Regions from separate parts of the Homo sapiens genome. Here region 1 is linked to region 2. A link is an interaction called in ENCODE POLR2A ChIA-PET data of the cell type or tissue named here. Cell type or tissue: HepG2. All regions are shown on one strand. Each heading gives the region's core, and the rest is flanking DNA. Links, peaks and the distances in the headings are about the cores only. Region 1 has its middle 16 kb from the start of TXNDC2. Region 2 overlaps RAB31 (RAB31, member RAS oncogene family).

Evidence for each region. ChIA-PET counts read pairs that join two places held together with the same protein. Peaks named below come from ENCODE experiments on the same cell type or tissue, not always from the same donor. Only the 100,000 strongest peaks of a DNase experiment are listed, where the experiment ranks them.
Region 1: POLR2A ChIA-PET joins it to region 2 with 17 read pairs; 6 of 35 experiments call an interaction of 5 or more read pairs at or near these places.

What each region holds. Positions count from the first base shown.
Region 1 is chr18:9,865,217-9,875,501 of GRCh38, forward strand. No RefSeq gene overlaps it. Among named protein-coding and RNA genes, the nearest start is that of TXNDC2, 16 kb to the right of the region's middle. RefSeq lists a cis regulatory region at 4,502-5,104 and an enhancer at 4,811-4,970. In HepG2, for the core only: no CTCF peak of the experiment used is centred there; a DNase peak (open chromatin) is centred at 4,825.
Region 2 is chr18:9,798,987-9,809,271 of GRCh38, forward strand. The region is part of intron 3 of RAB31 (RAB31, member RAS oncogene family); the gene reads left to right. Among named protein-coding and RNA genes, the nearest start is that of TXNDC2, 82 kb to the right of the region's middle. RefSeq lists an enhancer at 9,928-10,285. In HepG2, for the core only: no CTCF peak of the experiment used is centred there; a DNase peak (open chromatin) is centred at 4,415; H3K4me3 peaks cover 1,318 bases.

The DNA of each region.
Region 1 (10,285 bases), core at 2,689-6,688, 66 kb after region 2:
TTGCACCCACAGGGAGGGGATGTATCTAATTGCTGCCCCTCATTGGCACCTCTTGCCTTCTGTGAAGGTCTGACTCATCCAGCCTGGTCTCTGGTGATAGCCCCATGCCCACTGTCACCTCTGGTCACAGGGTCCACAGTGGTCTCTCTGTCCCCCCATGTTACACACTTGGCTCCCTAGGTTCACTTCCATACCCCATTTAGAGTACCTGGGAGATACTGGGTGGGAGTGTGAACATTTGGCTCCACATTACTTATGCAAATTTCTGCAGCCAGCTTGGATTTCTCCTCAGAAAATGGGATTTTCTTTTCTATCACATTGCCAGACTGCAAATTTTCTAAACTTTTATGCTCTGCTTCCCTTATAAAACCAAATGCCTTTAACAGCACCCAAGTCACCTCTTGAATGCTTCTCTGCTTAGAAATTTCTTCCGCCAGGTACCCTAAATCATCTCTCTCAAGTTGAAAATTCCAGAAATCTCTAGGGCAAGGGCAAAATGCTGCCAGTCTCTTTGCTAAAACATAACAAGAGTCACCTTTGCTCCAGTTGCCAACAAGTTCCCCATCTCCATCTAAGACCACCTCCGCCTGGACTTTATTGTCCATATTGCTATCAGCATTTTGGGCAAAGCCGTTCAACAAGTCTCTAGGAAGTTCCAAACTTTCCCACATTTTCCCTTCCTCTTCTGAGCCCTCCAAGCTGTTCCAATCTCTGCTATTACCCAGTTCCAAAGTCGCTTCCACATTTTTGGGTACCTTTTCAGCAGCACCCCACTCCTGGTACCAATTCTTTGTATTAGTCCATTTTCATGCTGCTGATAAAGACATATCCAAGACTAGGCAATTTACAAAAGAAAGAGATTTAAAGGACTTACAGTTCCACATGGCTGGGGAGGCCTCACAATCATGGTGGAAGGCAAGGAGCAAGTCACATCTTACGTGGATGGCAGAGAGACAGCTTGTGCAAAGAAACTCCCATTTTAAAACCATCAGATCTTATGAGACCCACTCAGCATCATGAGAGCAACACAGGAAAGATCCGCCCCCATAATTCAGTCAGGTCCCACTGGGTTCCTCCCATGACACATGGGAATTGTGGAAGTTACGATTCAAGAGGAGATTTGGGTGGGGCCAAATCATATCATATCAGCCAAACCATATCAGCTGGAGATGTAGGTCTCCTTCCAGGAGGTGGCAGAGGGCTGGAGATGGGTCCCCTTCCAGGAGGTGGTGGAGAACTGGAGACGGGTCACCTTCAGGAGGTGGTGGAGAACTGGAGACGGGTCACCTTCCAGGAGGTGGTGGAGAACTGGAGATGGGTCACCTTCCAGGAGGTGGTGGAGAACTGGAGACGGGTCACCTTCCAGGAGGTGGTGGAGAGCTGGAGATGGGCTCCCTTCCAGGAGGTGGTGAAGAGCTGGGGCTGGATCCCTTTCCAGGAGGTGGTGGAGAACTGGAGATGGGCCCCCTTCCAGGAGGTGGTGGAGAGCTAGAGATGGGCCCCGTTCCAGGAGGTGGTGGAGAGCTGGGACTGGATCCCTTTTGGAGAGCTGGGGCTGGGCCTGCCTTCCAGGGCCTTACCTAGATGGCGTCTTGAGTGTCAGCTGCCTGGGCCTCTCCGGTGCTTTTCTTGCTGCAGCCAGTGGGAGGAGGGTGGTGGGTGGAGTATGTCTTTACAGCAACTTCACCCAGGCTTGCCCTTTTAGGTTCCTGAATCTTCTGTTTAGTTCCAGACTCTTCCCCTAGTCTGGGGCACTTTAGAGAGTGAAAGGGCTGCTGGGACAGCAAGAGTAAAGGGTAGTTCTGAGCATACTGGGATGTGGGATCATTCTGGTCTAACCTTCTACACATCTGGCAATGGGGGAGGGTGTATTGGAGGACAGAAAATTCATGAGTTCCTGGGTAAGCACCTTATCACCTATCTTTGTAAAATTGTCCATCCGTCCATCATTCCAACAAGTGTTTATTGAGTGCTACTATGAGTCAGCTGGTGAACTAGTTTTTCATGCTCCATGAGATTTCTGCAATTACCAAGCTTACAAAGGAGAGAACGAAGAGAAGGGAAAAGACAAGACAACTGAGAATGGCAAGAATGAGGAGTTCATTCAACTACAGACAGGGCAGCGTGACTGGAGGAGGCACTCTGACCACATGGGTAGGAACCAGGGACTGGGGAGTCAGCCCCACCCCTTACTCATCAAATGATTCTGAGCAAGTTACTTGGTTTCTCTGAACCTCAGTTACCTCTTATAAAATGGGAATAGTATCCACATCACAGGGTTAATGTCAACGTGAAGTGAAATCATTGTTTGCAAGACACTTAGGACAGGGAACTGAGTGGCTATGATGATGTCCTAGGCTTCAGCCTTTGCCCTGAAGCTGAGAAGCATTCTTTTTCCCTGTCCTCTTAGTTGCTACGTTCTTTTTTTTTCTTTTCTTTTCTTTCTTTCTTTTTTTTTTTTTTTTTATACTTTAAGTTCCAGGACACATGTGCAGGATGTGCAGGTTTGTTACATAGGTGTACATGTGCCATGGTGGTTTGCTGCATCTATCAACCCATCATCTAGGTTTTAAGCCTCGCATTCACTAGGTATTTGTCCTAATGCTGACCCTCCCCTTTCCCCCCACCCCACAAAACAGGCCCCAGTGTGTGTTGTACCCCTCCCTGGTCTATGTGTTCTCATCGTTCAACTTCCACTCATGAGTGAGAACATGCAGTGTTTGATTTTCTGTTCCTGTGTTAGTTTGCTGAGAATGACGGCTTCCAGCTTCATCCACGTCCCTGAAAAGGACATGAACTCATTCTTTTTTATGGCTGCATAGTAGTCCATGGTGTGTATGTGCCACATTTTCTTTTTTCTTTTTTTTTTTTTTAGACAGAGTCTCGCTCTGTCGCCCAGGCTGGAGTGCAGTGGCACGATCTCAGCTCACTGCAAGCTCCGCCTCCCGGGCTCACACCATTCTCCTGCCTCAGCCTCCCAAGCAGCTGGGACTACAGGCACCCACCCCCATGCCTGGCTAATTTTTTTTGCATTTTTAGTAGAGACGGGGTTTCACTGCGCTAGCCAGGATTGTCTCGATCTCCTGACTTCCTGATCCGCCCACCTCGGCCTCCCAAAGTGCTGGGATTACAGGCGTGGGCCACCGCGCCCGGCCGCATTTGGGTTGGTTCCAAGTCTTTGCTATTGTAAATAGTGCTGCAATAAACATAGGTGTGTGGGTGTGTCTTTATAGTAGAATGATTTATAATCCTTTTGGTATATACTCAGCAATGGGATTGCTGAGTCAAATGGTATTTCTGGTTCTAGATCCTTGAGGAATCGTCCCACTGTCTTCCACAATGGTTGAACTAATTTACACTCTCGCCAACAGTGTAAAAGCATTCCTATTTCTCCACAGCCTCGCCAGCATCTATTGTTTCCTGACTTTTGAATAACCACCATTCTGACTGGCGTGAGATGTTATCTCATTGTGGTTTTTAGTTGCTGTATTCTTTTTTGTTCTGTTCCTTTTTCTTTTATTGGGAGGCAATGCAGTGTGCAGATTAAGACATCTGGAGTCAGACCACTCATGTCTGACTCCCAGCTCTGTAATCTGCTGGCAGTGAGACCGTTGGCAGATTGGTCCCTCTAAGCCTCAGTTTCCTCATATGCAAAATGCAGGTAGTAATTCATATGCACACACATACACACTTCTAGAATCCAAAAGCTTTGTAAACAGATTTTTTTTTTCCTGAGTTTGACATGGACTCATTTGGCAGCAGGACCAAACCTGAACTGACGTGATGCTCTTTATAATAGTTATTTATCCAACCAGGAGTGAGTATTTGTATATCTAGCTGCAGAAATACTACTGTGTTTCATGATAGGATCCTCCCGCTGACTGCTGGAATGTTCTGTGATAGATATACTATGTTACTTTGTAAAATCCAAAGTTCTGAGTTCTGAAAACATCTGCCCCCAGAGTATAAAGTATTGTCAGCGTGTGGTATTTACCCTCAGGTGTGTCCTGAGGACCGAGTGAGAGGGTGTGTGTGATGAGGCTTTCACACGGGGAGCCCCAGGCAGCTCTTGGGAATGCTATTCACATGGAAGGTGACACACTCATGGTGCCTCCCAAGTGGAGCCATGGGGTTTATGCTACAGAAGAATTGTTATGGCCCTGGCACCAAGCAAGCGCTCAAAAACAGTAACAGCCAACATGAATACAGGGGCTTGCTATGTGCCAGACACAGTTCTAGGGGCTTTACATCATATTATCTCTTTTTATCTTTACAACAGCCTTTATGAGGCAGACACTATTATCTCCACTTTACAAGTGAGGAAACCCAGACACAGAAGGTTAAGTAAATTACCCAAGACTTTCTGATCAAGAGAGACAAAAGTCAAAGATCAGCTACTACTGTTTTCTCCTTTCTTTCCTCTCATTATAAGTGCTGCACATAATAAAAGAATGAAGAAAAGGAGATCCATGATTAATGAAAATTTCCCAGGAGCTACTTTCAAACTGTATCTCATTTTATCCGCAAAACAAATCTGAGATAGATGTGAAATTGTTCTCCTTTTACAGAAGGAGCATGGAGAGCTTAAGGGACATAAGGAGGGCAAGTGCATTCATGCGGAGGTCCGTCCTATGTCCTATTCCAAAACCCATTGTTGCATCTCAAGAGGAAGTTTTGACAGGGGAGTTAAGGGTTAACCAGCTCAGGCTGGAAATGCTGAATCACCCAATTAAAGGAGACTTGCTGCTTTGATGGGAAGGTCTGATCCAAAACTGCTGGGGTGACTCTCCTTGACCCTACCGTTTGGGCAGCTTCATTTATCTTTTCTGTGTCCCTGACCTTGATGTTGAAACCATTACTCAACCCTCAGTGAAGTTCTTAACCGGCTTTTTTGAAATGACTCATGCATCAAGGTCCAGCCATCTTGACTTTGTAGGGCCCGATGCCCTGAATTAGCTTCTGAGAACCCAGTGCCCAAACTGGTGTCCCCAGGTGGGCCTGGCAGACCATAGGTGGCAGCTTTCTCGGTTCTCCTTCACTTCACTTCTCTCTGGATGTGTGCGTGCTTTTTCTCTCATTGCTAAGGCACGCCCCAAGCTTTTTGCTTATTTGTTTTTATTTTCATCTTAAAATCACCCATGCACTGTTTTACCCCTCCCATCAACCTACCTATATGCATAAATCTTCTCTAGTTTTGATCAGCTGTCTTTTTTTCCTCCTCCAAGCCACCCTCTCTTCCCTTCTCACTAAAGAAATTCTTAAATGAGAATCATGATGTACTCACTTGATCATCTAGTCACTGCTCGCCTGAATTCAGTCCCTCCCCCAGCTCTGCACTTTCAAAGCCTATCCCCTCTTTCCACTCTCCACTCTCAGAGGGCAGGTGAAGCTGTGGGCCCCTCTCTCCCTCCTGGACCCTCCTTCTCCAGCCCAGAAGCTGGTTCTGTGGTTTCTGCACTTCTTTTACTGCCCTTTTCATTTTCCTTTGCTGGCTCTTCTTAGAGCTTAAATGCAGGTACTTCCTGCAAACGTGTGTTCCTATTTCTCCTCAGTACACCTTCCTTCTGATTTCATCCAACTTTATGGCTTCAACTATTGCCTCTGGGTGTCTGGCTTCTACACTGTTGTCTAGCCTGACTGCTTTCCAGAGATCAGAGCTTGATTTCCAGCTGCGGAATGGGTGTACTGAAGTCCCCTCTTGCATGCAAATAGTGTTGCACCTTGTTAACAATGCCATTCCTGCGCTGCATTCATTCTCTCAGAGGCTCAGGCTTCAAATTTGAGAGCCAGTTTCAGCTCCTTTCAAGCACTGACCAAACCATGGAAATTCTATTTCTGAGTTTCTCAAACCTTTTTTCCTTCTTTCCACTGTCCTAGCATAGGCTTTTGATATGTTCTATCTTGATTATAGTGATAGTTTCTCAGTAGATCTCTTTGATTGTTATCTTTGGCTCTCAGAGCTAGCATAGAATATGCTAGCAGTGAGTGATGTAGGTACACAGCAAATCGTATCATTTCCTGAAAACTTTCTGTGAGTCTCTTATTGCAAATTAAGTAAAATTGCAACTCTGTAACCTGTGGTGAAATGCCCCTTTCATTTAGCCCAGCCTCCATCCTGGCCCCATCGCTGCCCAGGGTCCCTGCTCCTGCCCACATCACACCCTGGTTGCTTTCTCCTAACTGGAAGGCCATCCATCTTTGCTCCTCTCTGCCTGGCAATATACCACCCTGCGTCGGAGGCTGGGAAGCAATTTTAGGAGGCTTTCCTGGATCTCCCCAGGAGGAATCAGAGTCACCATAGAATTGGGGGCAGCAGGTTAGCCTATAAGTTAGGGTCAAATCGTGTTCACCAGAGACAGTGCATTTTTTGCACTAAACATCATGAGTCTAGTATTAAAATGTCATTTTTCTTCTCTACACTCAGTGTTGTAGCAGGAGACCAGGAAGTTAATTGTGATGACCTTCGTGAGTCAAAAAAGAGAAACTCACAAGATATGGGCACTTTGATCCTATCGTGCAAGTTTTCATTGAGTGTCTGGGTTATTCCACACTGCGCTGTAAAGACTGCAGATACCAAGGCATATCTTACCCTCAAGAAGCCTATATTTGGACTGGGAAAGAGAGATTTGTACCATATAACATCATTTCATGAAATGCATGGTGCTGACGGGACTGTGTTAATCTGTGACATTTTACCCTTTTTTTGGTTTAAACATTTGTTTTTCAATATTATGATTTTAAACTTTGGATGTATTGGAAACATGGGAATAGTGTCTTTCACCTCTCTCCAATTTCCTTTATTTCTTAAAATTAACGCATAATAATTGCACAGATTTATGGGGTACATAGTGATGTTTTGATACATACAATATATAGTGATTCTCCTTTTTCTTTACTCAGAGGCTAAGGTGGAGATGGTGGTCTGCCAGATGTTCATAAAGATCATTTCAGCAAAAATATTTTTTAAATTAAGTGTTTTAGTATAAACCTTCTTCAACTGTTTTCCATTATACAAGCTGTAATCCATCCATGCCTTTATTCATTCATGCATTAAGGGCCCACTGAATGCCACATTTGCTTACGGTGAGAATGAGCTTGGACCCTTCCCAGGAAGGAAGGTATTGACCATCTGTCTGAACATCTAAACATTGTCTGAACGTCGAAGCTACAATACACTAAAAGATGATTACTGGGGGCCTGCTGCTTTGCTTCTTTCTACCTGCTCCACCCCACTGTGGCTCCATTCGTTCTGAAGGCAGATGTAGCCTATAGTAGTCTGCTCACTTGTCTGGCTTCTTTAGAAGGTGGGCGTTGGTAGATTCAAAGAACAGCAAGCAGACAGCAACGTCTTTACACCATGAACTATGGTGCATTTGATAAATATTTTTAGTGGCATATTTGTATTAAAACATCAACAAACTTACACCTACCCTGAATCTTACCGAAGCAGCTCCACATGGAATTTTTCAGTAAATACTTACACCAAAGAGCTTTAAACATTACACTAGAAAGTCAGAAGTGGTCAGAGTAGGACCACTGCTCACAGCTCTATCTTGGCAGGGTACCCATGGATCCTCAGTTAGATTTTCAGACTCTTTAGAGTGGAATCTAGAAGAGAAATCTTTCTTCTGCTAATACTGCTCACCTCTTGTAATAGACATTGCAGGTACCCTCTCCAAGCACAATTTCTTAGCACTGGCCTCTATTCTCAGATGACTGCTCACTGCAAACACCTGTGATGCTTTCAGGGTGGTTGTGGGGACATGCAGGGCCTGTGCCTAGGGCAAGCAGAGGTGCCAGGCTTACTGCCCCTAGACAAAATGTTCCAATGAAGTCTAGAGAGTTGGCATTACTCCCTCCCAGCTTGCCTTTGGTGTGAGCTTCAGTTGTACACAGTGGCAACTGACTTGATCACCTTCCAACTCCCCCTCCAGTGTCTCCTGGGATTATCTCCCAAATAAACTACTTGCACTCAAATTTTTGTCTTAGGATCTGCTTTTCAGAGTTTAACTAAAGTTTATAATTTTTTATTCAGTGATGAAATAAACAATAAACAAAACAACATGGGAATGCCATAAATGCGTATTGCTAAGAGAAAGAAGTCAGTCTGAGAAGGTTGCATACTATATTATTCCATTTTGTGACATTCTGGAAAGACAAAACTATAGAGACAATGAGCAAATCAGTGGTTGCTGTGGGTTTGCAGAAGGATGAGGGCTGACTAGGTGAAGCACATATTTTTTTAGGGCTATGAAACTATTCTGTATGGTACTGTAGTGGTGGTTAATAATACCATCTATTGGCTGGGAGCAGTGGCTCATGCCTGTAATCCCAGCACTTTGGGAGGCCAAGGTGGGCGGATCACGAGGTCAGGAGTTTGAGACCAACCTGGCCAACATGGTGAAACCCCATCTCTACTAAAAATACAAAAAATTAGCTGGGCGTGGTGGCAGATGCCTGTAATCCCAGCTGCTCAAGAGGCTGAGGCAGGAGAATCACTTGAACCCAGGAGGCGGAGGTTAGAGTGAGCCAAGATAGTGACATTGTACTCCAGCCTGGGCAACAGGAGTGAAATTCCGTCAAAAAAAAAAAAAACCCACAAAAAACAAAAAACAAACAAACAAAAAAAAACCCATCCATTTGTCAAAACCCAAAGGACTCCACAGCACAAAATAATATATGCAAATTTGAAAAAAACGACCGACAGAACAGGGTTCTAGGATGAAATGAAGATTGTGACAAAAGAATATACAGTCATAGCCTGGGTAGCATAGCGATACCCTGTCTCTACAAAAAAAATACAACAATTAGCCAGGCATTGTGGTGCACAACTGTAGTCCCAGCTACTTGGGGGACTGAGGTGGCAGGATTGCTTGAGCTTGGGAGGTTGAGGCTACAGTGAGCCTGTGTTCACACCACTGCACTCCAGACTGGGCAACAAAGTGAGACCCTGTCTCAAAAAAAGAAAACAAAAAAGAATATACAGTCATGCATCACTTAATGACAGGGATACATTCTGAAAAATGTGTCATTAGGTGGTTTCATCATAGTGTGAACATCATAGAGTGAAATTAAACAAACGTAGATAGTACAGCCTATTGCTCCTAGGCTATAAACCCCTAGAGCATGTTACCATACTGAATACTGTAGGCAATTATAACTTGATGGTATTTGTGTGCCTAATCCATACCTAAACATAGAAAAGATGCAGTAAAAATATGCTATAAAAGATTGAAATGGCCGGGCGTGGTGGCTCACGCCTGTAATCCCAGCACTTTGGGAGGCAGAGGCTGGCAGATCACCTGAGGTCAGGAGTTCAAGACCAGCCTGGCCAACATGGTAAAACTCCGTCTCTACTAAAAATACAAAAATAGCTGGGTGTGACGGTGGGTGCCTGTAATCCCAGCTACTTGGGAGGCTGAGGCAGAAGAATCACTTGAACCTGGGAGGTGAAGGTTGCAGTGAGCCGAGATCGTGCCGTTGCACTCCAGCCTGGATGCCAAGAGCGAAACTCCATCTCAAAAACAAAAAAAGTTAAAATGGTACATCTTCATAGGGCACTTTCTGTACATAGGAAGTTGCTCTGGGTGAGTCAGTGAGTGAGCGGTGAATGTAAAAGCCTGAGACATGCCTGTACATTATTGTGTACTTTATAAACACTGTACCTTTAGTCTACACTAAATTTATTTTAAAAATAATTTTGCCATGACATTAGGGCAGCCATGATGCCACTAGCTAATAGGAATTTTTCAGTTCTGTTATAATCTTATGGGACCACTGTTGTATGTGCAGTCCATCACTGACCAAATGCCATTATGTGGTGCATGACTTTAACTATATTACAAATGTGTGATATAACTTCACTGAAGGTGTCAGGAGAAAGAAATGCTGATGTTAAGTAACTTTGGAAATGCGGGAAACTATAAAACTAAAGATAAAAGGAACTATATGTACAAGCACTGTGCTCCAGTTGATAAAGTTGCTAACCGTGGAGGTACAGGTTAACTATCCTGAAACCATTCTACATGCATATTGGGATTGGGCAAATAGGTAAATGGTTGGTGGATGATGGGAACCAAGTCACTTTTGGAGTAGAAGGTTACAGACAAGCAAGAGAGAAAGGCTGAAAGGAGCCACGTGGTACTGAATTAGACTTGAGGACATCGGTATGAACTCATGTTTGGCTTAATATAGATACTGATAGGCAGATATAGAAGTAATTATAATTTGTGTATATGCAAGGGTTACTATATATACATATATATACACATACATATATGTATAT
Region 2 (10,285 bases), core at 2,559-6,558:
AGTGAGAGAATCGCTTGAACCCAGAAGGCGAATGTTGCAGTGAGCTGAGATTGCACCACTGTACCCCAATCTGGGTGAAAGAGCAAGACTCCACCTCAAAAAAAAAATTTGTTAGAGATGAGGTCTTGCTATGTTGTGCAGGCTGGGCTTGAACTCCTGGCCTCAAGCAATCCATTTCACTTGGCTTCCCAAAGTGTTGGGATTATAGGCGTGAGCCACCAAGCCTGGCCAAAGACATGGATTTCTGTGTCCTTAAAGGAAGAAAGCTCCGCTCAGTGCTTTGCTTGTGTTCATGATTCAATATTTATTTATTTGTGGAATGATTGCACCAAGTTCTGCCTAACATACACAGCATTCTGGTTAATGTCCTACTTACTGCCCAGTAATAATTCTATCTTATATTTGTGGTACAAATTTGTACTCTTGGAAAATTATTTTTTCTTCTCCTGAGCACAGGAATCTCAAAGGATCCTCCTCCTCTTTATATAAGAGAGTATTCATTCTATTTATTTTTATTTATTTATTTTAGAGACAGGGTCTCACTCTGTCACCCAGGCTGGAGTGCCATGGCATGATCATAGCTCATTGTAGTCTCAAATTCCTGGGCTCAAGCGATTCTCCCGCCTCAGCCTCCAGAGTAGCTGGGACTACAGGTGCGCCACCGTGCCCAGCCTATTCATTCTTGATACTGTCTGAATGTTGCTTTTGCTTTTTTAATCCAACTGTGTGTCATGGGCATCCTATCTCATTCATTCAGTGGTGATATGGTAATTCATAGGGTGCATCTATTAACAAAAATGTTTTTTGAAAAATTTAACCATTTCCCAGTTGAATCCCATTTGTTGGAAGCTTGACATTAGTAAGATTTGTGCATGGTGTGTTGTACCACCAAGGACTATGAAGAGGGGAAGAGTGCCATTGGGCTCCCTCTGTTGTACCATCAGTGTGGCCTTTGGGAAGTTTTTATCCTGTCCTCTTGGAATGGGTTATTGTGCTGGTTTCTGCTTCACACCAAGCTGTGAACAGTACAGAGTAGCAGGTCAGCAGGCACCTTTGCAAGGATGTACACAGGAGCCATGCCTAGAGCGGTCCATAGCCGACAGAAGGTAATTTACCTGCCCAGCTCCCTGCGGGAGCCTAGAGTCAACACATAGAGTGGCTTTTAGCGAGAGGAGCTGAAAAGCAACATTGTCATAAATAAGGCATGCGTTCATGAAGAGGTGAAGAGCTGGGGATAATACTTTCATCTGCCAGCGGCCCCTCCTGGGTTCTCTTGCTCTATATACCATGGAGGACCAACTTCTTCCAACCTGAAACTTTCTTCAGCCATCTCCCTTCCATTTTTTTCCACCGTGCTATACTTTTACACAGTTCATGACGTTCCAACACAAATTTCCCATTAAAAAACCTGAAGCTGTAGAGCTAATGTTTGACTTTCCATGGCTCTGAAGATATATTTATTCCTTCCTCTTGGCTCAGACGGCCCCTCCCCATGTTGGAAAATGGTTTCTAAAAAGAGCCCAGTGAAGCGGCAGTGGTGGAATTCTCTGTACTTTTTCCTTGGCAGGGAGTTCTTTCCCTGACCCCCTTCTTACCTGTTCTAGACCCACTCAAGCTTCTGTCTCTGAGCTTTCTGTCCTCATTCTCTGTTGGCCTTGGAAGCAGATGAGCCAACTTTCATCTTTTCTGGATAACCCACTCTGGAGCTTTAGCAGTTAGAAATCACATTCACTGAAAATTGCTTTTGTCCACATTTGTTTCTGTGTTGACTATCAGTATGTGGAGTATGACCAGCCCCCCTTTTTTTTTATTTAAAAACAGCTTTACTGAGATCCGATTCACGTACCATACAATTTATCCATCTAAAGTACGCACCTTGGTGGGTTCTGATGTGTTCCGAATTGTTCAACCATCAGCACAATCCATTTTAGAGCATTTTTATCAGTCCAGAAAGAAACGCTTATGAATTAGCAGTCACTCCCAGTTCCCCCTCTACATCCCCCAGCCCTGGGATACTTTCTGTCTCTAGATTTGCCTAATCTGGACATTTCACACAAATGGAATCATACAACCTGTGGTTCTTTGTGACTGGATCCTTTCACTTAGGATAAGATTATCAAGGTTCACCTTGTGGTGTGGGTCATAAAAGTATTTCCTTTTTATGGCAGAATAATATTCCATTGTCTGGATAGACCACATTTTGTTTAGCCACTCATCAGTTGATGGATATCCACTTTCCCCCAACTTTTTGGCTATTATGAATAGCTGTGAACATTCATGTACAATTCTTTGTGTAGATTTTTTTTTTTTTTTTGAGATGGAGTCTTCTCTGTCGCCTAGGCTGGAGTACAGTGGCATGATCTTGGCTCACTGCATCCTCTGCCTCCTGCTTTCAAGCGATTCTCCTGCCTCAACCTCCCCAGTAGCTGGGATTACAGCCAGCTGCCACCATGCCCGGCTGATTTTTTGTATTTTTAGTAGAGACAGGGTTTTACCATGTTGGCCAGATGTCTCAAACTCCTGACCTCAGGTGATCCACCGGCCTCGGCCTCCCAAAGTGTTGGGATTACAGGTGTAAGCCACCGTGCCCGGCCAGATGCATGTTTTTAAAAATCTCTTAGGTATGTATCTAGAAGTGAAATTGTTGGGTCATATGGTAACTCTATGACTAGCATTTAGAGGAACTGCCAAACTGTTTTCCAAAGTGGAAAACTAGCAGTGTGTAAGGCTTTAGTTTCTCCATATACTCACCAACACTTGTCTTTGCCTAACCTAAGGTCGTAAAGGTTTACTCCTGCATTTTCTTCTGAGAGTTTTATAGTCTTAGCTCTCACTTTTATCCCTGTGATGCATTTGGAGTTAATTTCTGTCCATGTTGTAAAGACAGGATCCAGCTTCATTCCTTGCAGGCAGCTGTCCAGTTGTCCCAACACAGTTTATTGAAAAGACTATTCTTTGCCCGATTGTCTTGGCATCTTTACTGAAAATCACCTGACCATAAATTTGAGGCTCTGATTCTGGACTCTGAGTTCTATTCCTTTGATATACATTTTTTCTCCTTATGCCAATACCACATTGTCTTGATTACTGTAGCTTTGTAGTAAGCTTTCAAATTGGAAAATGTGAGTTCTCCAACTTCGTTCTTTTTCAAGATTGTTTTAGCTATTCTGTGTATGTTGCATTTCCAAATGAATTTTAGGATCAGCTTGTAAATATTTATCAAAAGAATCCAACTGGGATTTTGGTCAGGATTATGTTGACTTTGTAGATGACTTTGGGGTTACCTGCTCCTTAAACCTGTAAATTATCAATGATAAGCAAGTTGCCAGCTGTCTTTCAACTCTTTGGAATTTACATGTAGGTTAGAAATGCTGACCTCAGAGAAAAAATTTTGAATAAAGAGTTAGGTCAGGCACAGTGAATCATACCTTTAATCCCAGTACTTTGGGAGGCCAAGGTGGAAGGATAGCTTGAGCCCAGGAGTTCAAGATAAGCCTGGGCAACATAGTGAGACCCTGTCTCTACAAAAAATAAGAAACTACCTGGGTGTGGTGGTGCATGCCTATAAGAGGGATCCACACTGACATCCTCCAGGAGCCCACGGTTTAATGCATGCAGTCAGGAGATCTGGCCACCCCAGGCTGTTCAGCCATACCGCTTGTTCACCTCCTTCAGATTAATTTTGCAAGTGACTGCCAGTCTGCATGGTTTGAAAGATTAGGTGTTTGGAGATCATGTGCCCAGAGGGCTGGGATGCACTGGCACAAAGCTGTGCGGAATCGCTGGGTCTGAATGGGTCCTTGAGAAAGCAAAGGAACTGGAGGCAGCAGATAGCTGAGGTCAAATTCAGGCTTTACAGACATCCAAAGAAACTCTTTTGCTGTCTTTCCTGCTTTCTTCAGGGCCCCAACATCTATGGTCAAAAAAGTGGTTCACTATTCATAGGCCATTAGTAAAGTCAGAGGAAATTTTGACCTTTGGAAGTTCTTGAAGAATGGAGCCTCTTACAAGCTCAGAATGAGCAGCTCCTTTCTTTCTCCTGCAGGCATTGGAAATACAGTCCCAGCTGGCAACACCAGCCAGCAGCACAGCCCGGAATCCTGCTCCTGACCTGCACCATCCCCACCAGCCCACGATAGAACGTTTTTGTAGGCATTCCTCCTCATGGGAGAGGATAGAGTACATGCGAGTTTTTGCTCTCCTCCCACCCTTTCACAAGAGCACTGTGCTTTCTTTTCTTCTCTTTTTCCTTTCTTTTTTTTTTTTTTAGGCAGGGTCTTGCTGTGTCACCCAGGCTGGAATGCAGTGGTGCAATCATAGCTCACTGCAGCCTTGACCTCCTGGACTCAAGCAATCCTCCTGCCTTAACCTCCCGAGTAGCTGGGACTATAGGCACCAGCCACTATGCCTGGCTAATATTTTTTGTTTGTTTTTTGTTCAGAGACAAGGTCTCACTATACTGTCCAGGCTGGGATGACTGTGCTTTCTACCAATGCAAACTGAGATCCCGGCAAGGGAAATATTCCCTTCCTCCATGCCCCTAGTAACTCTCTTGAAAGAGAAAACTGAGTGATGATTGTGTGGGGAGGAGGCAGGCCTGGAGCTTGAAGATAGGGTTTATGCTGTTGAAGTGAGATAAACAGCTGTGGTGAGGGCCATGCCTGCTGAGCTCCTTTAAGGAGAAGCCCCAGGAATCCTTCATTAAGCACTTTACAGCTGAAGAGTTTCATTGATATTTGAAAATTGGTGCTGGAAACTACAAAAGCAAAGTGTGAGCAGAGGTATTGGAGAGGGGCATGAGGGGACCCTGACGGCAGCTGTGCAGGTGGAGCAGGGACTGCCTCGGTCCACAGACGTGGCCCCCAGAACTGTCGTGCCATTTGCGGGGGTTGTGTCCTGTAAGAAAATAGGAATCTAGGTGCAGAACAGCCCTCCTGGGTGTCAGAATGCCAGCGACAGGAGAGAAGGAGGAAGGACATGTTCATATACGAAGATACCTTTCGGGAGTTCTTAGGGAAACACTGTAAACAGCTCTGCCCTGAGCCCGGGAGGTGGCCATGCTGGCAGTGAGGGATGTGGCCTGGGCCGTGGGAACACAGAGGCGGCCAGAGGGGAAAGCCTCAGAGCTGCGTGGACAGGCTTCTTCTGCTTACACACGGGCTTCTGCCCTGCTCTTGCCCCTCGGGGGTTCTTTTGTCACTGGAGACCCTGCTGTTGCCCTTTGCTCTCCAGTGCGTGTCCCCTTCTTCCATATGCCCCCTCCTTGGTGGGGACAGGCTGCTCTGGGAGGTACAGTGACTGCGCTAGATGAACACCTTCCCAGGTCAGGCAATGACATTTTGCTGATGTGTGTTTTAGTCTGGGATGCCCTGAGTAGCTTCTAATTATGAGGCACTGTCTGTGCCTCTTGGGTGGAGGCCAAGTTTCCATTCTGCCAACTCTCAGAGGACGTGGGGCCAAAACACAGAGCCGCTGAGACAGGAGTTTCAGGGGGTCTGGAGGTGGATTTGCCGAGAATCTAAGAAGCACTTCAACTAGTTTTGTTTCCTCTCCTCCCTTCCACTCCCTTTCCCTTCTGTCCTCTTCTTTTCTTTTATGGAGCTAATTTCCTACGTCTGGCTAAAATACAGTAGAAAAGCCCTATAAAGCCTATGAGTGTCACTCTTGAATAGGAAATTAGCAAATAGACTTTGTTTGGTAACAGAAGAACCTGTTCCTGAGGCGCTGACAGCCTGTCCTAACAGAGGCAGCTGGGCTGCAGTGAGCACGGACCTGTGGTAGGAAGACCTCTGCATCCAGAGTGGCCCGGTGGAAGGTGCCAGACTCCCCCTCACTCCAAAAAAAAGAGGAGGCTTTTTGAGGGCAGGGACCTTGTTACCTTCTTCACTTTCTTTTTTTGTTTCCAGTTGTTGCTGTAACAGATTGCCACACGCTCAGTGGCTTAAAACAACACAGATAGACTCCCTTAGAGCTATGAAGGTCAGAAGTCAGAAATGGGTCTCATGCCTGTGGTCCCAGATACTTGGAGGCTGAGATGGGAGGATCACTTGAGCCCAGGAGTTCAAGACCAGCCTGGGCAATATAATGAGACTCCCATCTCTACAAAAAGTTTTTAAAAAATTAGCCAGGTGTGGTGACATGCAGCTGTAGTCCCAGCTACTCAGGAGACCGAGACAGGAGGACCACTTGAGCCCAGGAGGTTGAGGCTGCAGTGAGCCGAGATTGCACCACTGCACTCCAGCCTGGGCAACAGAATGAGACCTTGTCTCAAAACAAAAACAAAAACATAAAAAGATTAAAAAAAAAAAAAGAAATAAGTATCACTGGAATAAGATTAAAATATCTGCAGACCTTAATCCTTCCTGGAGGTACAAGGGCAGAATCTTGTTTCCTTGCCTTTTTCAGAGACCACTCGCATTCCTTGGCTTGTAGCCCCTTCCTTTGTCTTCAGAGCCAGCAGAGTAGCATTTTAAATCTCTCTCCCACTCCCCTGCCTCTCTCTTTCACTGTTGAGGAGCCTTGTGAGGACACTGGGCCCACCCAAGGAATGCAAGATAATGTCCTCATATGAAGGTCAGCTGATGAGCCCTATTCCACCTCCCATGTAACCTAACATAGTCACAGGTGATGGGGATTAGGACATGGACCTCTTTGGGGGACACTATTCTGCCCACCACACTCCAGTTTCTCTGCTGCTCAGAACAGTGCCTGCCACATACTGAGCGTTCAAACAGTGAGATACTGTTTGTTGAATGAATGAATACATTTGATGTAAACCTGTGTCTTAATTATATCAACTGAAGCAACGTTTCATTTCAGAGAAGCAACACAGGAATGGAAAATGCATGGAATTTGGAGTCAAGACCTGTGTTCAAAGTCTTTTCCACCATTTAAGAGCTGTGTGTCGACTGGGCGCAGTGGCTCACGCCTGTAATCCCAGCACTTTGGGAGGCCGAGGCGGGCGGATCACGAGGTCAGGAGATCGGGACCATCCTGGCTAACATGGCGAAACCCCGTCTCTACTAAAAAAATACAAAAAAAGTAGCCAGGTGTGGTGGCAGGCATCTGTAGTCCCAGCTACTCGGGAGGCTGAGGCAGGAGAATGGCGTGAACCCGGGAGGCGGAGCTTGCAGTGAGCCGAGATGGCGCCAGTGCACTCCAGCCTGGGCAACACAGAGAGACTCCGTCTCAAAAAAAAAAAAGAAGAGCTGTGTGTCTTTGGGCAATTCACTTAACCATGCTGAGCCTCAGTTTTCTCATCTGAATAACAGGAACAACTCTGTCTTCTCTCCCTGGTTTCACAGGGTTATTGACTTTTATTACATGCATTCAGTCATTAAATATTTGTCGAGTCCTTGCTATGGTCCAGATAGGGATTCAGGGAAGGGTTCTCAGGGAGGGTGGCAGTTGATTAAAGGTGTGACAGAAGTGAGGGAGGGGCCTTGAGGATGCTGGTGGAGGAGGGTCCAGGCTGCTAGAAGGCGTCAGGGAAGGTGCGGAGGCTCGGTGGGCCTGCCTCTGTGTTTAGGGAGCAGCGAGAAGGCCGGGGCTGGAGACAAGCAGGGGAGGGGCCCAAGAAGGGACCAGGGCGGGCCCAAGAAGGGACCAGGTCCCACCCAAGATGCCACAGAATGGAGCTTGGCTTTTATACTAAGTTTGAAGGATTCTGAACAGGGAAGTGAAACAATTGGATTTATATAGGAAGAAATCAATCACTCTGATGTTCAGTTAACATAAGATGATGTCAAGTATTTGCTTCAAAAGACTCCAGGGGGTAGGAATGGAGCGGGAGGTGAGACGAGGTAGAAAGGAAGCCAGTGGTCCATGTGTTAGTGGTGATCTTGAAGTCAGGGGATGAGAAGATGGAAGTCCATTATTCTAGTCTCTCTTCTTGTGGATATGCTTGAAAATTTCCACAGTGAAAGTTAAAAATAAATACATTCTGTGGTCAGTGTAAATAAATATCATAATCCAGCACTTCAAAACAGGATCTCTCTGGTGGCTGTGTGGCCAGTTTGGAGCTCACTGGATATCTGAAGGCTCTTGTGGAAACTTTGGACGTCCAGTCAAGGCAAGACGAACTTTGCTCGGACAGGAGGGAGGTGCGGCTGCGTGAGAGCTGGGGCTGGGTCTGAAGGCCGTGCTGGCTAGCCTGGGTTGGCACACAGCAAAGTGCAGAGTCTAGGGCTCTAGGCACATGGGGGTAAATGACACCGTATGTTTTTGAGTGCATCTGGTGTGATGGGGCATGTTCGGAGGCCTCCTCAGGGCTGTGCAGCGAAGATACTGTCCCACACAGTGGGCTCTTGTCTTGAACATGGTACGCTTACTGTGACCTTGAGGCTAAGGATGGGAGAGACCAAACCAGCCTGGGCAGAGCGGAGAGAGGGCAAGATGAGACTAACTTTCTGTGATCGTCATGGCCATCCTGGCTTTCCCCGCAAATGCATATCACGGTGGCTGTGTATGATGCGAATAGACATACCTAGGAGTGGGGTGGGGCATAGTTCTGGAGTTTTAGGAAATTCCACTTGTTTGCCAACATGCAGGTACATGAGCTGACGTTCACTGCCCTTGGACGATTTCATGGGTGGGAAAAAATGCATTTCTACAGCATCTTAAATCATTGATTTATTTTTTATACATTATTCTAGGGATTGGAATATTCCAGTTCATTACATTGTCTTTTAAAAAAACACTAATCCAGCGGGGTGCAGTGGCTCATGCCTTTAATTCCAGCACTTTGGGAGGCCAAGGCAAAAAGATCACTTGAGCCTCGGAGTTTCAAACCAGCCTGGGCAACATAGCGTGAACTTGTCTCTATAAAAACTTAAAAAAAAACTTAACCGGATATGGTGGCACACACCTGTAGTCCCAGGTACCTGGGAGGCTGAGATGAGAGGATTACTTGAGCCCAGGAGGTTGAGGCTGCAGTGAGCCGTGGTGGCACCACTGTACTCCATCCTGGACGACAGAGCGAGACCCTGTCCCAGTCAATCAATAAAAGTAATCCATGCCTTCCTCCCAACATCGTTTTTGTGGAAAGATGTTTGGATTTGTGTTGTGTCATTTTCTGCTAAATGAGGCTTGCAGCACATTTGTCAGAAAGGAGTCAGGTGCTCATCAGGTCTCTTCTAAAACCCAGCTTCCTCCTGGTACTGTTGCTTCAACCCTTGGATCCCTGAATGCTGAGAAAGCTTTTTGGCTCTAACAACACATTCAAAGAAAAATGAAAGAAAGGGAAAAAAAGAAAAAGACACCCCCTGTCATTGCAGAAGTAATGTATTATGATATAATAGAAAGGTTTTTTGAATAATTCAGAAACAGCAAAGCAAGTGGTGGTTTGTCTGTACTGCCGTTATTCAGAGAGAACATCTTAACAGTTCGATGTATTGTCTCCCAGTCCCGTTTCATTCAACTCTGCATACACTCGGGTTTTAGGACATCTGAGTAGGCATATTAACTAGGCCTCTGCTTTTCTGTGGAGAGAGAGGGTCTATGTAAAAGTCGGAAGCATTCTTCTGAATGGCACAGAAAGAACATTCAGTAATGTGTTTTTCCATTCAACTTTTGCCAGCTGAGAATGTTGAGAATTTCAGGAATTTTCTTCTACCCCTTCTCTCTTTGTTTGAATCCCAGTGGACCTTGGGCTCTTTTTGGCATCTGCCCTTGACGCTCCCTTATGGTGGCCTTGCACCTGACCTGCCACAGAGCAGCATAGGCGCCCAGGCCGAGCCTGAGCGACTCAACAGGGACAGAGCGTCCTCTGGAAATCATAATACAAAGCCCATCACTCCGAGTTCCTGGACCTGATGCCAGAGCATTCTGGCTTGGATAATTCTCATCTGGGAGGCAGAGCCCAGCTGGAGCTGTGCTTGTTGGGAAACTTCATGTATTTTCCACCACTGCTCATTCCCAACTTGCAGGATTTTGCTGCTGTAGAATTTACGATGCCACAAACCTGCATTTAAGGAATGTTGCCTGAGGCAGAGTAGGTGTTCTAAAGGATTAGGAGATTTCCTGGAATAAGACTTTCCACTGTGCTGCTGAGGGGTGTGTGTGTGTGTGTGCGCGCGCACGCGTGGGTGTGCGAGCACATAAGGCAGTACAGGATGGGAAAACAAGTGTAGTGCACACTACACGGAAGGCGAGAGCCTCCATCCTGAGCCTGTTTTTACCTTGGCCGTGAGCTCTGGAGGGTTGTCACAGAGCTGGAAAAACCTCAGCTTTGTGTCTGACCCCACCCACTGCACCAGTTTCACAAAATAAGAAAAGTAGGATAGAG